2 separate regions of the Homo sapiens genome follow, and region 2 is linked to region 1. The links are chromatin loops, found by intact Hi-C in ENCODE. Cell type or tissue: GM12878. All regions are shown on one strand. Region 1 overlaps PTPRG (protein tyrosine phosphatase receptor type G). Region 2 has its middle 40 kb from the start of PTPRG.

The links. Hi-C counts contacts between places; a loop is a spot of excess contacts. Peaks named below come from ENCODE experiments on the same cell type or tissue, not always from the same donor. Only the 100,000 strongest peaks of a DNase experiment are listed, where the experiment ranks them.
Region 2: a loop joins it to region 1, with 3 times the contacts of the local background. A loop is called at or near these places in 1 of 110 quality-filtered maps.

The regions. Positions count from the first base shown.
Region 1 is chr3:61,634,715-61,639,714 of GRCh38, reverse strand. The region is part of intron 1 of PTPRG (protein tyrosine phosphatase receptor type G); the gene reads right to left. LOC124909388 (a long non-coding RNA gene) reads right to left here. Exons shown (of 2, transcript XR_007095940.1): 2 at 4,882-5,000. Among named protein-coding and RNA genes, the nearest start is that of PTPRG, 76 kb to the right of the region's middle. In GM12878, no CTCF peak of the experiment used is centred here; a DNase peak (open chromatin) is centred at 2,204.
Region 2 is chr3:61,518,992-61,523,991 of GRCh38, reverse strand. No RefSeq gene overlaps it. Among named protein-coding and RNA genes, the nearest start is that of PTPRG, 40 kb to the left of the region's middle. RefSeq lists an enhancer at 1,455-1,534. In GM12878, no CTCF peak of the experiment used is centred here; a DNase peak (open chromatin) is centred at 2,531.

The DNA of each region.
Region 1 (5,000 bases):
TGTTCAAGCTGACAGCCAAATCAAGAACGCAATCACATTTACAATAGCCACAAAAAAGAATAAAATACCTAGGAATACATCTAATCAAGCAGGTGAAAGATTGCTACAAGAAGTACGAAATACTGCTGAAAAAAATCACAAATGACACAAACAAATGGAAAAACCTCCCATGCTCATGGATTGGAAGAATCAATATCGTTAAAACAACCATATTGCCCAAAGCAATGTACAGATTTAACACTATTCCTATCAAACTACCAATATCATTTTTCACAAAATTAAAACAAAAACTATTCTAAAATTCATATGGAACCAAAAAAGATCCCGAATAGCCAAAGCAATCTTAAGCAAAAAGAACACAGTTAGATGCATCACATTACTTAATTTTAAACTATGCTATAAGGCTACAGTGACGAAAACAGCATGGTACTATTACAAAAACCAACACATACACCAATGGAACAGAATGGAGAACCCAGAAATAAAGCCATACATTGATAGCCATCTGATCTTCAACAAAGTCCACAAAAATAAACAATAGGGAAAGGATTATCTATTCAATTAATGATACTGGGATAACTGGCTAGCCATATGCAGCGGAATGAAAGTGAACACCTCCCTTTCACCACATATGAAAATTAAGATGGATTAAAGATTTAAATGTAAGATCAGGAACTATAAGAATCCTAGAAGAAAACCTAGGAAACACCATTATAAACATCAGCCTTGGAAAAGAATTTATGACTAAGTCCTCAAAAGCAATTGCAATAAAAACAAATACAGACAACTGGACCTAATTAAACTAAAGGGCTCTGCACAGCAAAAGAAAAATATCAGCAGAGTAAACAGACAACCTTCAGAATGGGAGACAATATTTGCAAATATGCATCTGACCAATATCTAATATCCAGAATCTATAAGGAATTTAAACAACTGAACAAGCAAAAAACAACCTTATTAAAAAGTAGGCATGGCAAGGCTGGGCACGGTGGCTCACGCCTGTAATCCCAGCACTTTGGGAGGTCAAGGCAGGCAGATCACTTGAGGCTAGGAGTTCAAGACTAGCCTGTTCAACATAGGGAAATCCCTCTACCCCAAAAAAAAAAAAAAAAAAAAAAAAAAACTAGCCAGGCATGGTGGTGTGTGCCTGTAGTCCCAGCTACTTGGGAAGATTTTTTTTTTCAATTCTATGATAATCTAAAAATAAAATATTCCCATTTATGAACAACAAGCCAGGCAAGAACCCTGATAACTGGCAATCAAAAGAGACTTGCATGTAAACCTTAGGTTTACCTTATGTTTGTTGGGTTTGGTACAATTCACAGGGTTCTTGCAAGGTGCTTTCCCCTTTGAAAAGGGGTCTACACATTACTTAAATGGAGAGATGCTGCTCTACAGCAAGGTCCTGAAATTCTGCTTAACATAACAGGAAAAAAAAAACTACATACAAATATTAAATATCCTTCTAGTGGGTGCTCTTAAATACTAAAAAGAAAAAAATCAGTGTCATTTCTATATCAGCATCTGAAGAGAATTAGCAAGAAGCCTTTTTGGTTTTTATAAGGCCACTTGGGAATACCTGCAAATAATAACTTTGTACCACGATTTGGAAAACAGCAGTTGAAGAGTTAACAAGTCTAAGGACAACAGACTCCTTTTTAAAAGATAACCAAGAATTTTTTTTGTAATTACGTCCTTAAAATTCCAAAAGTGAGTCACAGTTCCAAGTGATAAGTGGAATCCGATTATCATGCTAAGATTACACACAGTTCTCTTAACGAGATCCAGTCTGAATAAATAATAATTCACAGACATGAATGGTAAGATGGCTATGCTCATCTCTCAACATATCACTCACTTGGTCGGTGAGGTTCTCAAAGGGCTGGGCTGGGTTTGTAGGCAGGAGTTTCCTGGGCAGCAGAGTTTAAATGTGACTGATATCTCTGTTTCTGGTGCATGGCCAACAACGATAAACACACACACACAAATCCACAGTTGGCAACACTGGTGAGGACAGAGGCGTGGAAGCAATGCGACGCAACCCCGGTGGACTCCTAAGAAGTCTACAGTTCCCGCAGGTGTGTGCTCCGGCATCACAAACAACTTCGCTTCCGTCTGAAACTGAAACCTGAAGGGAACAAGCCTTGGAAGGAACAGAAAGCGTTCTGCTTGATCTGCACAGTCTCAGTTTTGACATTCAGAAAGCCACAGAAAGTTCTCTGGCCTCTGTTTTCATCCTTGAAATCCAGCCCTTACCAACATGCCCAGCACATGATGGTGTATTGTGGGGACTGCTTCACTCAGTCCTCTCAAAAACCTTATGAGGTTAAGTCCTTCTACTATCCGCATTATCCAGATGAGAAAATTACCCAAGTTAACCTTCAAGTCATTTGCCAAAGGTCATTCTGATAATAAGTGGGACAAGAGCCAGAATTCAAATTGTAGTCTGAGCTGCTGGATGTCACAACTAACTACCTGACCAGAGATAGGCAACTGACATGAATAATTCCATAATGCCAGGACATCTTAGTTCTGGTACAAACATAAGGATTTTTAGAATTGAAAATATTGCATATGAATATAAAAATGTGTTAGTCCGCCAACTCCACACAGAACAATGGCTAAGAGAAGACTCTCTTTCCTCCACAGCAATAAGCTATGTGGCAGAGAGGCCACACCACTCAGCAATCAGTATACTGATCACTGACATGGATGAGGACAGAGAATGGAGATTTAACCAATTGGCATAGTACCCAAGGTTGAAATGAACAAATCATATGATCAATCAAAGAATCAAAATTTCAAACTTCCAGCAAGGCGGAACCAGACTAATACCAACAGTATGAGATTTTACCAAGTAAAATACTACATGAGATTAATCAAAAAATCATCACAGTGCAGGAGCAGACAGAGCAGTGTTTCATACAAAAAAAAAGCATTTGAAACAAATGTTTAGATCAGCACTATTCATGATAGTCAAAAGTGGAAACTACCCAAATACCCATAAAGAAATGAGAGTATAAACAAAATGTGGTATATCCATAGAGTGGACTTTTATTTGTCCATAAAATAAATGAAGTATTGATACAACAAGGCTGGGCGTGGTGGCTCACGCCTGTAATCCCAGCACTTTGGGAAGCCAAGGCAGGCAGATCACTTGAGGCCGGGAGTTCGAGACCAGCCTGACCAACATGGTGAAACCCAGTCTCTACTAAAAATACAACAAAAAAAGTACTGATACAACAAGATAGATGAACCTTGAAAATATTTTGCTAAGTGAAAGAAGTCAGACACAAAAGGCCACCTATTAAATGAAATGTCCAGAATAGGCGAATTTATAAGATAGTAATTAGTAGATGCTTAGGGCTGGAGGTGTTTAACGAAAATAGGTAACTGCTAATGGGTATAAGGTTTCTTTCGGGTATAATAAAAATGTTCTAAAATAAGATCATTATACAACTCTTTGAATATATGCAAAATACTTTAAATGAGTAAACTGTATACTATATGAATTCTATCTCAATAAAGCTGTCACCAAAAGGGAAAAAAAGCAACTGGAGCATTTAGTTGTCTGTGTGTTTTCAGACAGCAATATACAGTACTTTAGACGATAGGAAAGCTAAACTGACCTTCAGGATAGCTCAAATTTAGGAAGAATTTATGCAAGAATGAAAAATGTTGTCACCATGAAGTGGTGAGCTCTCCAGTTATTAGAAGCATTCAAGCAGAGGCTATCTAACTGTTGGTCAAGAACACTACTAATTTCACAGATTCTTGGGATTTGGAAAATAAAACACACTATCAAAAAGATGTGTTTCCATTTAGGGCTGAGAGCTCTAAGGAACCATCTCTGAGATACCAAAACTCTAATATTTTTCATGGATGACATTTACGTGACTGAGGAATTAGTAAATAAATTAGAAAATGTTCAAGAGTACAAAATGTGGAGATAGGCTACCTGGAATCAAATCCATAGGCCATCTAAGCCTTAGGGAAGCAATCAGCCTAAGACTCAAGCTTTCTGTTTTGTAAAAAGAAGTCAACAATAATAATAGTATTAATAATATAGGCTAAGTGCAGTGGCTCACATGTGTAATCCCAGCACTTTGGGAGGCCAAAGCTTGAGCTCAAGAGTTTGAAACCAGCCTAGGTAACATGGTGAAACCCCACCTCTACAAAAAAATACAAAAATTAGCCAGGCGTGGTGGTGCATGCCTATAGTCCCAGCTACTCAGAAAGCTGAGATAGGAGGATCACTTGAACCTGGGAGGCCAAGGTTGCAGTGAGCTGAGATCATGCCGCTGCACTCCAACCTGGGTGATAAGAGTGAGACTCTGTCTCTAATAATAATTATTATTTATATATATAATATATATATAAATTAATACTTTATAGGGTAATTGGTAAAAACTAAACAGCATAATGATAAGGCCTTTCTCATAGCATTTCATTGGAACAAGATTTTTAGCAACTCCATGACAGCTTGATTTTCGCCAACTCATTTTATTGGATTTTATTTTAACATTAAGAATAGAAGTCCCATGCAACCAAATCATGCCTGTAATATGGCTGTTTGACAGGCTCCATCAAGTAGAAGTTAAGTCTTTATTGCATGCTCAGGAAGTCCATATGTGAATTTAACAAGGTCTCAGCTTTCCTTCAAACCTTGTCTATTACAAATACAGACTTTAGATATATTCTCACTTTGAGATCACTTACACTGTCGACTATTTGCAGGGCAAACGAATGCAATCAAACACTGAAGTGTCAAGGAGATTAGAGAACTGCCAAGGTCTGAACTATATCAACAGCTTGAAATCAGCTCACTCAACAGTGTTGTGACAGTATTACACTGGCAAAACAAACACAGCATATCAGATATGGCATCACATTCCAGCAGTTTATTTCTCAGACTTATAGAGAAACATCCCATCATTACAGTTGTTCCCAGAGGATAAGCACAGGCATTCTTCTCGGTTAACTCTGTAACAAATGCTTAG
Region 2 (5,000 bases), 120 kb after region 1:
TGTGTGTGTGTGTGTGTGACAGAGAGAGAGAGAGAGAGAGAAACAGAGAGAGAAGAAATCACCTAAATTTCTGTAAGAAGAGGAATAGTTACATAGACCATAGATATTACATATCATGGTACATCCATTCTGCCATTGCAAGAATGAGGGGGCTCTGTATTTCCTAACGGGTGGTGTCTATAATGCTTTGATAGAGAAAAAAATAACAAACAGGTTTTATAAAATCATCAAGGAATATGCAGTGAAAATGGCTGGGAAACAAGTAAGGGTTAAGTTTATTATGTGGGAGGAGTTGGAAGGAGAAGAAGTGACTATTACATCTCATTACTTTTTTCTCTATTGTGTGTGAATTTTTTTTTTAACCCCGAGCATGTATTACTTTTAAAATAAAGCGCTGATTTGAAAAAGGCCCCTGAAGAACCCTTTAAATCTCTAAGGCTCTTCATATACTTAAAAAAAAAATTCCATTTATAAAAATTTGATTTATTCACTCTTTTTTCTGGAACACATCTACTGCATTAAGGTACACCAATATGGTTAAATGACCCATCACCAATGGGTTTCTATAAGGACTTTCTTCTCCACTGGCCATTTCCTCTGTTACGGAGACTAACAAATTGCCAGGGAGTTAAAGAGTCTTACAACCTGTCATTAGAAACCTTTCAACAGTCTCAATGCAGTCAGGCTCATTTGATACGAGTTTTATGATTACAAAAGATTGTTTGAAGACTCTGCCCCATTCTGGATTAGCAGATGAAATCTCCCAGATCTGGTTGATCAGTATAAATAATCCCAGAGGTATTTTTTTTTTTAAAAGATGACTCCTTTATCACCAATCCCTCTTTTTGACTTGGTAAGTCAAGGTCAGAATCTTTTTTTTCTCTTTTAAGTTCTCAAGACGATTCTAATATAGAGCCAGGTAAGGGAACTCCTGTCTTGCACTGATTGAAATTTCTTTCTTTTATTTCTTAGAAATTACTATGCAATGGTGCAAGTCATTCTCTCTAGAAAAAGAGTTCCTATTTATTGGCTCAGCAACAGAAATATGTTTACAGTTGCCAGAAGTCCATGGACATGCAGAGGGAATGCGCTAGTGAGGACAGTGTTTCTTAAGGTTCTCCCATAGTGTTTCAGCCATAGAGAAAGCCTTCTAAAAGCTCACAGCTATGACATCGGCTGCACTATGATTGCAGGAGGCAGGGCTGATGAGTGTTTTAAAAAGCAGTACTTCCCAGTGATCTAATGACCTTCAGAGCTTGTCAAGGCAGTTTAGGGGGAAGTAAGCATTCTTGCTAAAATAATTTCCCCTAATATCTACCTTTGTCAGAGCCTTGCTTATGATTCACTTAATAGAGATGGACATCAGTCTTGGAGAATACTCAGTTTTGTCTTCTATGTGGATACCTTCCCCCTCCTCCACAGTGTGTCATTAACACATTATCCAGCAGTTGGACCAAACTAGGCTTGGCAACAAGAGAACTGCCTTTTACTGTATTTTTTTTTTTGTTTTTGGACTCCTGGTAGAGACTTAATCTGCTTTTCTTTGGTTCACACTAATTTAAGACGAAACTTGCGCTTTCATACTGAAAGAAAGCATATTTGCTGGCCCTGCCTGTCTCTCCACATTAATCTCCCACTGTCCCCACTGTTTTTGTCCCCTTAGCTCTGACCCTTCTGAACTGCTTACAGTTCCCTGAATGCTCCAAGCTGCCTCTACCCCGTGCCTTTGTTCTTTCTGGTCTTTCTAGTTTGACTAACACCTACCGTTCAACTCTGCAGTCAGCCCACAGGGCAGGCCTTTTCCAGCTGTGGCACCAAGTTAGGTCTCCTCCTCCAACTTCATCTTAGTAATTATCATTTTACTCTGTAAAAATTCCATTTATTTACTTTTTTTGCATAGAATATTTCTGGACAGAAATATTAGAAATAACAACTGTTTGTGTGGTTGTCTAGAAAATGTGGGAGACGTTTCATTGTATGTGTACTTTTTGTTTCTTTTGAACTTTTGTACTTCATATACTTATTCCAATAAATACAATTCAAATATAAAAACAATAACAAATCTCAGCTGTAGAAGCAATTCTATTCTTCACTATTCTCAGATTAACATATTTTAGGCAGATTTCCATATATACTTTAAAAAAATCTTTACTTTTAATTTCACAATATGTAAATTTTCTCTATTATAAATGCCAATGCAAATTAGTCTTTCTGCTACCAGACTTTTCTGACATAATACTCATGTAATTTCCATTCTGGTCTTAAATGTGTTTTAAATTGAGTATATTAAAAAATGTTTTTCTGGAGTGTATTACAAATCTGAAGAGAGACAACTATTTACAAAATGTGAACTTGGGGTGTTTTTAAATTAGTAACATTGAGTTTTGTTGAAAGAGGTAACTGTCTCACTTTTCCTGGAACTAAAAGGGGAGGCTAGACTTTCAGTGCTAAAACTGGGGAAGTCCCATGCAAACAGGAATACAGTTGTCACCCCAGGCATTCAACCAATCAGAACAAGGGGCCTGACCAGTCAGAATGAACCCTGGCCCAAAGAGAAGAGATGTTTGATGTAAAACCCCACACTGGGTACTGGTGCATAGCAATTAATTACAAGTCCTGGTTTCACAGCTCTTTCTTCATCTTTCAAGAGTTGATTGCTCATCAACTCTGTGACATTTTAAAAAGAAATACCTTAAATTCTATGTTAAACTTCATTATAAAATACGTGGCATAAAGAAGGAATTTCCCTGACATTTGATGCTGTTATGTTCTTAACTGAAGCTTGAAGATTTATCACCTTTAATGGTGCATGCAAAGTAAATCTTATTTTTAACTTTAGACTCCTATAAAAAAAAATACCATTCCGACAGTTTTTTTTTTTTTTTTCCTGAAATAGTCCAAGGTTTACTAAGAACCACTGAATACTACTGGGGCAGTATGGCAGAGATAAATAATTAAAAAGTAAATTAGCAGGTGAAACTAATGAGTTTGTGAGTGGGAGGAGCAGAAAGGCCCATAAAAAGTATTCAAGCTGAGAAGAAAGTGAAGATGATTAATTTCAGTTAGAAGTTGATATAGAAAATTTATTGCATTTTCAGCCTAATACTGAAATGCATGCTGAATATGGCTGTTCTAGACTTCATTAACCAGTAATCCATGTACATAAGAGTGACACTAAGCAAATAAATGTGGCAGACCAAAATAAATAAGTTTTCCGAAATGAATGTCTTTTAACAGTGGTTGGCTAATTAGTTAAAATAACAGAAGTCCAAAAAGCAGGTCTATGAAGAAGTTTTCTTCTTTGACAATTTCTTCTCTGTTAACAACTTGATTTCCTTATATCAGGAACCTACCAAGAAAGGGAGCAATTTTATATATTCTATGGTTCTTTTCAAAAAGATGAAACCTATAGACTGGAGACTTTGTCTACACGTGGGTTAGTCAGATCCCATGGAACATTTTTAAACTGTTTACTCTGGCCATTTCTGCTGGTTTTGGGGGACGCAGAATAGGAATTCTTTACCTGGAAACCTTTCTGGAGGCACAAAATCATTTGAAATTATCTGCGACATTTTGCGTTTATGTATCTATGTGTGTTTTCCTGCAGAAGATATCTTCAGCTTTCTTTAAACTCTAAAAGGGTTCTGTTACCCCCAAAATATTTAGTAAAAATTGAAGTGCTGGCCGGGCACGGTGGCTCATGCCTGTAATCCCAGCACTTTGGGAGGCTGAGGTGGGCGGATCACAAGGTCAGGAGATAGAGACCATTCTGGCTAACACGGTGAAACCCTGTCTCTACGAAAAATACAAGAAAATTAGCCGGGTGTGGTGGCACAGGCCTGTAATTATAGCTACTTGGGAAGCTGAAGCAGGAGAATTGCTTCAACCTGCGAGGCAGAGGTTGCAGTGAACTGAGATCGTGCCACTACACTACAGCCTGGGCGACAGAGCAACTTGGTCTCAAAAAAGAAAGAAAAAAATTGAAGTGCTACACAAAAGTGCTCCAGGGTCTGCATGCTCTTGTGAGTTCTCCATCTCTCTCTCTCGCTTTTTTTTTTTTTTTTTTTTTTTTTTGGGACAGAGTCTTACTCTGTCGCCCAGGCTGGGGTGCAGTGGCATGATCTCAGCTCACTGCAATCTCTACCTCCTGGGTTCAAGTGATTCTCCTGCCTCAGCCTCCTGAGTAGCTGGGATTAAGGGTGGGCACCGCCACATCTGGTCAATTTTTGTATTTTTAGTAGAGATGGGGTTTCACCATGCTGGCCAGGCTGGTCTTGAACTCCTGACCTCAGGTAATCCGCCCTCCTTGGCCTCCCAAAGTGCTGGGATTACAGGCGTGAGCCACCGCACCTGGCCTCTCTCTTGTTTCTTTACACTGTTCTTCCCCAATATTTTGGTGAAATAGTTTTGTAGAATTTTCTGTTTGGTTTTGCTTGTAAAAGGCTGAGAATCCAGCTCTGCAGGCAGAGTGAATGATACTTATTTCTTACTCATTGTTGCATACAAAAATACATGCTTGATATGGTTTGGCTCTGTGTCCCCACCCAAATCTCACTTGTAGCTCTCATAATTCCCACATGTGGGAGGGACCTGGTAGGAGATAACTGAATCATGGGGGTGGGTCTTTCCCATGCTTTTCTCATGTGGTGAATAACTCTCACGAGATCTGATGGTTTTAAAAAATGGGAGTTTCCCTGTGCAAGCTCTCTCTCTTTGCCTGCCGCCATCCACATAGGATGTGACTTGCTCCTCATTGGCTTCCAGCATGATTGTGAGGCTTCCCCAGCCACATGGAACTGTAAGTCCATTAAACCCCTTTTCATGTATAAATTACCCAATCTCAGGTATGTCTTTATCAGCAGTGTGAGAACAGACTAATACAATGCTATGGATAAGTAGATAGATCCACACACAGAAGGCTTGTTGATTGCCAGGAAAAGGTGGGAAAATTTGCATACATTCCCAGAAATCTTCAGGGAATAAAGAAATCTAGATCCCAA